2 separate regions of the Homo sapiens genome follow, and region 2 is linked to region 1. The links are chromatin loops, found by intact Hi-C in ENCODE. Cell type or tissue: PC-3. All regions are shown on one strand. Each heading gives the region's core, and the rest is flanking DNA. Links, peaks and the distances in the headings are about the cores only.

Region 1 (2,916 bases), core at 261-2,760:
GTGAATAAAAGCAATCCGGAATTTGTTTTTGTTCAGCCGTACTGACCTAGCTTGTATTCCTTATCCCTGAACTGCTTGGCTTTCTAAGTTAAATGGATTAGTCTATTACACAAGCTTAATCTCTCATACTTGTGCTTGTTATCGTTATGCAATGCCCGGGTAGGGAAAAAAATAGCAGCCACATTTCATAAAAATATGTGTAATAATCATAGGATGGCTATAGAGCCACAAGGACTTTTTTTTTTTTTTTTTTTTTAGACAGAGTCTTGCTCTGTCCCCAGGTTGGAGTGCACTGGCGTGATCTCAGCTCACTGCAACCTCCACCTCCTGGTTTCAAATGATTCCCCTGCCTCAGCCTCCCAAGTAGCTGGGATTACAGGCACCTGCCACCATGCCCGGGTAATTTTTGTATTTTTAGTAGAGACGGGGTTTCACCATGTTGGCCAGGCGGGTCTCAAACTCCTGACCTCAAGTGATCCACCTGTTTCGGCTGCCCAAAGTGGAGCCACAAGGACTCTGACTACAAAACAGTGCACTTCCCTCTACTCTGAAGACAGCATAGTAGATCTATGTGTTAAATGGCTATCTAGCAGTAAATTGTGTTCCATAAAAATCAGAATTAACTTGTTGCTGTTAATGCATCACTAAGCCACCATTTGATGTTACTGTTACATTGGTGCATAAAACAACATCCTAGAAAGCTAAAATACTCAAAGTAATTTCCAGAAATTCATAAGTTTTAACGACCCTGGAGTGGTCTTTAGCTAATACGTCATTTTAGCATTTTATTGTAGGACACTGCCTTACAGGTTTATTACACAAAAGAAATAGTTTACCTTGTGCTTTTGCTATGGAGTCTGTCAAAGTGACAACTCTAAAATTCCCAAATGAATGCCAAGAAGAAATTTGCACATAGACGGCTGGGCATGGTGGCTCATGCCTGCAATCCCAGCACTTTCAGAGGCCGAGATGGGCAGATCATTTGAGGTCGGAAGTTGGAGACCTGCCAGGCCAACATAGCAAAACCCTGTCTCTACTAAAAATACGAAAATTAGCCAGGCATGGTGGTGCACACCTGTAATCCCAGCTACTTGGGAGGCTGAGGAAGAGGATCACTTAAGCTCAAGAGTTAAGGCTGCAGTGAGCTATGATGGCACCAGTGCACTCCAGCCTGGGCGACAGAACAAGACTCTGTCCCTTAAAAAAATAATAATAATAATCTGTATATCCATACCTTGTTTCCACTAGAGCCCTTTCCACAAGTTGCAATGTTTACCTTAGGGCTTATTTTTTATTTGCCTGTCTCCCCAACCAGGAAGTCAGCATGAAGTGGGCAGAGACCATACCTGGTCCATAACAAATTGGAATAAATATTTGGTGACTGAACAAGTGGATGGTCCTCTTATATAGAAATTAGAAAGAAGTCTTTGATTAGTTTGGGGTAAGAGAGGACAGGGCAGAGGGAAATGGTAAATAAGCCCACATGGTCACACCCAAGGACACACCCACCAGCTGGTTAGTTGAGAGGTGGAGAGAAAGGTGCTGAGTGAGGGAGGAGCACCCTCTTTGTTGAGGCAGAAAGGCTTCCTCATAGGAGATTCAACGGGGACTGAGGAAGTGAATGCAACACAGCTGAGGTGGAACAGTGAAAAAAATTTCACTTAGCTTTTAAAATTTCCTTTTCCTTAAAAAAGATAAAGGCCTTCCAATATGCCTTGGCATAACACCAAATAACCACCAGAAGTAGCCAGAGCCCAGTTTGAGCATCACAGTTGTAAATGTTTTAGAAGCTATTTCTGGCATGAGTCAACGGATCATGTAGGTAGAGGCAATGTATTGTTTGTGGAGTTTTTCAGCTGTAGGGGAACTATTAAAATCCATTTGTTTCCATTTGATAGGTAATAAAAATCATTAGTTGTCACTGGGTTTGGGAAACTTAAATGCCCATTACAGCCCTGGGGAAGGGTTTTTGGTCTTATGGAGTGAGTTTGTTAGCATTTACATTATAGTTGCTGCCTTAGGATAGTAGGCTGCTACAATGACTTCTTTGGGTAGCCATTTTCATAAGAAATAAAATACAAGATATGAGTAAGGTTAAAAAAAAAAAAGATAAAGGCCTTCATATGACCCACGCTGTTCACTCATTCTTCATTCAGCCTCTCCGTGAAAGGTTATCAATTAAGTTAGATAGAACAAATAAGCCCCACTATTCAATGGCAATGTAGAGCGACGATGGTTAACAGCAATGTGTTGTATATTTCAAAGTAGCTAGAAGACTTGAAATGTTCCCAACACATAGCAATAATAGACAGTCAAGGCAATGGCTACCCCAAATACCCTGACCTGCTCATTACGCATTCCATGCATGTAACAAACACTCATGTACTCCGTAAATACATAAAACATTGTGTATCAACGAAAAAATAAAATTTAAAAAATAAGGATTGGCAAGATTTTAGAAATAAGTTTTAGAGGCTCTCCAAAATCTTCCCATCATGCAGAATATACACTAGCTGGAAAAAAAAAAAAATGTAAAAGGAAAAGGCACCCAACAGTTAGTGGGTACTTGTTTTAATGGGTGTAGAAGAAAGTCTGAAACTGCAATAAATATCTGCAGTGGATGAAAGGATTGTTGAGGCCAGGAGTTTGAGACCAGCCTGGGCAACATAGTGAGACTGTGTCTCTACAAAAGAAATTTAAAATTTAATTTATTTAATAATTTAAAATGGTGGTGCACACCTGTAGACTCAGCTACTCAGGAGGCTAAGGTGGGTGATCACTTGGGCTCAGGAGGTTGAGACTGCAGTGACTTCTCCTTTCTCCTGTAGTGATAATACAATTTGTCAGTCATTCAGTAAACTTACATTTAAAGTACATTTATCATCATGTTATTACTCTGCCAGGAATTTGTTCCCA
Region 2 (2,916 bases), core at 110-2,609, 75 kb before region 1:
CATGGAGTGGAGAGTATGCTCCAAGATTCAACCAGAACGGGGGCAGTAAAGGATTGATGTGGTTGGAGGAATGGATTCAGAAGACCACTAGTTAATGGTGCCACTGGTGGAGGAGCTCCAGAAAGTGGGGTAGATAGTACATGTGGTCTGGAAGGTGATCCAGAAAGTGCTGTACACCTGGATGATCCCCCTGGGGCCTGGGGCCAGTCAGGGTTCTCCTGGTCTGGTCTTTACTGTGGCCTGCCAGAGGCTCTCCTAGAATCTCCTCATGTACAGCTGGTAGTCTAGACTCTGGCCAGCTGCTGTAGTGTTAGAGGTTATAGCAGGTACAAGGAGTTCTCAGGGTGGCAGCCAGAGGAGCTTGGTGCAAATCCAGCAGTCCCACCGGCCAGTTTGATGGTAGAGGGAGAGCAAACGAGACACTTTTCAAATCAAATATGCAGATTGACCAGGCATGATGGCTCACACTTATAATCCCAGTGTTTTGGGAGGCCAAGGTGGGAGGATCCCTTCAGGCCAGGAGTTTGAGACCAGCCTGGGCAACATAGCCAGACCTCGTCTCTACAAAAGAAATTAAGAAAATAAGCTGAGCGTGGTTGTCCACTCCTTATCTCCAGCTACTTGGGAGGCTGAGGTGGGAGGATCGCTTGAGCCTAAAAGTTCGAGGCTGCAGTGAGCTATGATTGTGGTACTCCACTCAAGCCTAGGCAACAGAGGGAGATTCTGTCTCTTAAAAAATAACATAGATGATATACACCATGTGGCCATCAGTCAGCCAATGGATATGACACATTGGAATCTCCAGAACCTTGAACAGTGGTGCTCTTTATCACAAGGAGACAAACTGAGAATTCAGGTTGGAGTTCAGGTTTTCAGGTAGCCGGAAGATGGAGACTGTGTCATCCATTCATTCATTTAACATTTTTGAGCACTATACCATATTCCAGATCAGCATTCTGGGCACTGAGGGATTCAACAATGAATCAGAAAAAGTCTCCGCCAGAAGGAGCTCATGTTCTGACAGAACACACCCATGCACACACACATCATCCAGTGGTAAAACAGGCTATGAAGGTCAGGGAAGGCGTCTTTGCAGAGGTGACATTGAATGGAGACTTGAAAGAAGTAGAGGACAGCCATGTGGAAATCTGGAGGAAGAGTGTTGCAGGCAAGAGGAGGCGCCAGTGCAAAGCTCAGGAGGCAGGGGTGTGATTGGCAGATCGGAGGACTTGAAAGAGAGCAGCTGCTGAAGCAGAGGGAAGAGGAAGAGTGCCAGGAATGAGTCAGACAAGGTAATCCCTGGTGAGCCACAGTGAGGACTCTGGTCTTTACTTGGAGTAAAGTGATAAGCCCTTGAAAAAAATCTAAGCAGAAGGCTGCCATGATAGGATGTCCTTTGTTTTTTATTTTTATTTTTCGAGAGACAAGGTCTTGCTCTGTCACCCAGGCCGAAGTGCAGTGGCACAGTCATAGCTCACTGCAGCCTCGAACTCCCGGGCTCAAGTGATCCTCCTACCTTGGCCTACTGAGTAGCTCGGACTACAGGCAGACACCACCTTGCCTGGCTAATTTTTTAATTTTTTGCAGAAACAGGATCTTGCTGTGTTGCTCAGGCTGATCTCTAACTCCTCGCCTCAAGAGGTCTTCCCGCCTCAGCCTCTCAAGTGCTGGGATTACAGGCATGAGCCACTGTACCTGGCTGTGATGTGCATTTTTAAAGGAGCATGCCCGCTTCCATGTGGAGGGGCTGCAAAGTGGAAGCAGGGAGGCAAGTGTAGTGGCTCCTGGGACAGTCCTGGGAGAAATCATGGTGGCAATGGACTGGCCTGGGGGTGGGGGAATAGCAGTGGAGGTGCCGAGAGGTAGTCCTGGATAAATTTCGAGGGAGTTGAAGATAGTTTTCTGCTGTGTTGCCTGAGGGCGATGAAAGAAAGGAGTCAGTGACAATTCCAAGGGACAGGAGCCTTCTCAAGGATCCTGCATGGGAGCCTTGGGTAAGACAGAGAGCTACAAGGGGCACCAGGAATTTGGGAAAGAAGATCAGAGGCCGGGGGCAGTCAGCAAGGCCTCCAGGAAGAAGTGGGGTGTGACCTGGGCTTCTGAGTTCGGAATACAGAGGTAGAGGAGGAAAGGGGGAGAGAGGATGAAGGGGTGCACGGCAAATGAATGAATGAAACCCAGAGCTGGGAAGGATCCTGACTTGACTGCAAACCATTCTGAAGGCAGGAAGCAAAGGTGTAGGGAGTTGTGCTGGAAAATTAGGGTGGGTCTGCATTGTGAAAGGCCTCAGAAGCTCAAAGCTGGACAGAGGAGTCAAAGTGTGCAGGAGTGAGTAAAGAATGGGAAACTGAGGCCAGTTGTGCTGGCTAATGCGTGTAATCCCAGCACTTTGGGAGGCTAAGGCAGGCGGATGGCTTGAGTCCATGAGCTCAAGACCAGCCTGGGCAACGTGGCAAAACCCCATCTCTACAAAAAACACATAAAAATTAGCTGGGCATGGTGGCACACACCTGTGGTCCCAGCTACTCAGGGGACTGAGGCTGGACAATCAGTTGAACCTGGGAGGCAGGGTTGCAGTGAGCAGAGATCGCACCACTGCACTCCAGACTGGGTGACAGTGCGGGACCCTGTCTCAGAGAGAGAAAAAAAAAAAAAAAAGAATGGGAAACTGGAATACAGCTAGAGTATGATCTGAGTGTGTAACACTTCATTGTTACATCTTTTCTTGATGTTCCAAAAGTAAAAGTAACTCCACCTTCACCTTCCATTTCTCCCCCACCTCTTTACTATTCTAACCGTAAAACTAGCACATCAAGTCCTAAGCGAGAGGGAGACTTACTATCAGTCCATCCACTATGTGAATAGGCCAATTTTCTGGATCATCAGTTTCTAATAGGACGGTTTAAGTGTCTAACA

Evidence for each region. A loop is a pair of places that touch in the nucleus more often than their neighbours do. Peaks named below come from ENCODE experiments on the same cell type or tissue, not always from the same donor. Only the 100,000 strongest peaks of a DNase experiment are listed, where the experiment ranks them.
Region 2: a loop joins it to region 1, with 3 times the contacts of the local background. A loop is called at or near these places in 10 of 110 quality-filtered maps.

What each region holds. Positions count from the first base shown.
Region 1 is chr10:24,868,410-24,871,325 of GRCh38, reverse strand. The region is part of intron 4 of PRTFDC1 (phosphoribosyl transferase domain containing 1); the gene reads left to right. Among named protein-coding and RNA genes, the nearest start is that of PRTFDC1, 83 kb to the left of the region's middle. In PC-3, for the core only: no CTCF peak of the experiment used is centred there; a DNase peak (open chromatin) is centred at 1,785; H3K27ac peaks cover 1,414 bases.
Region 2 is chr10:24,943,287-24,946,202 of GRCh38, reverse strand. All of the region lies in intron 1 of PRTFDC1 (phosphoribosyl transferase domain containing 1), which reads left to right. Among named protein-coding and RNA genes, the nearest start is that of PRTFDC1, 7.9 kb to the left of the region's middle. In PC-3, for the core only: CTCF peaks have their summits at 873 and 1,072; a DNase peak (open chromatin) is centred at 1,112; H3K27ac peaks cover 1,251 bases.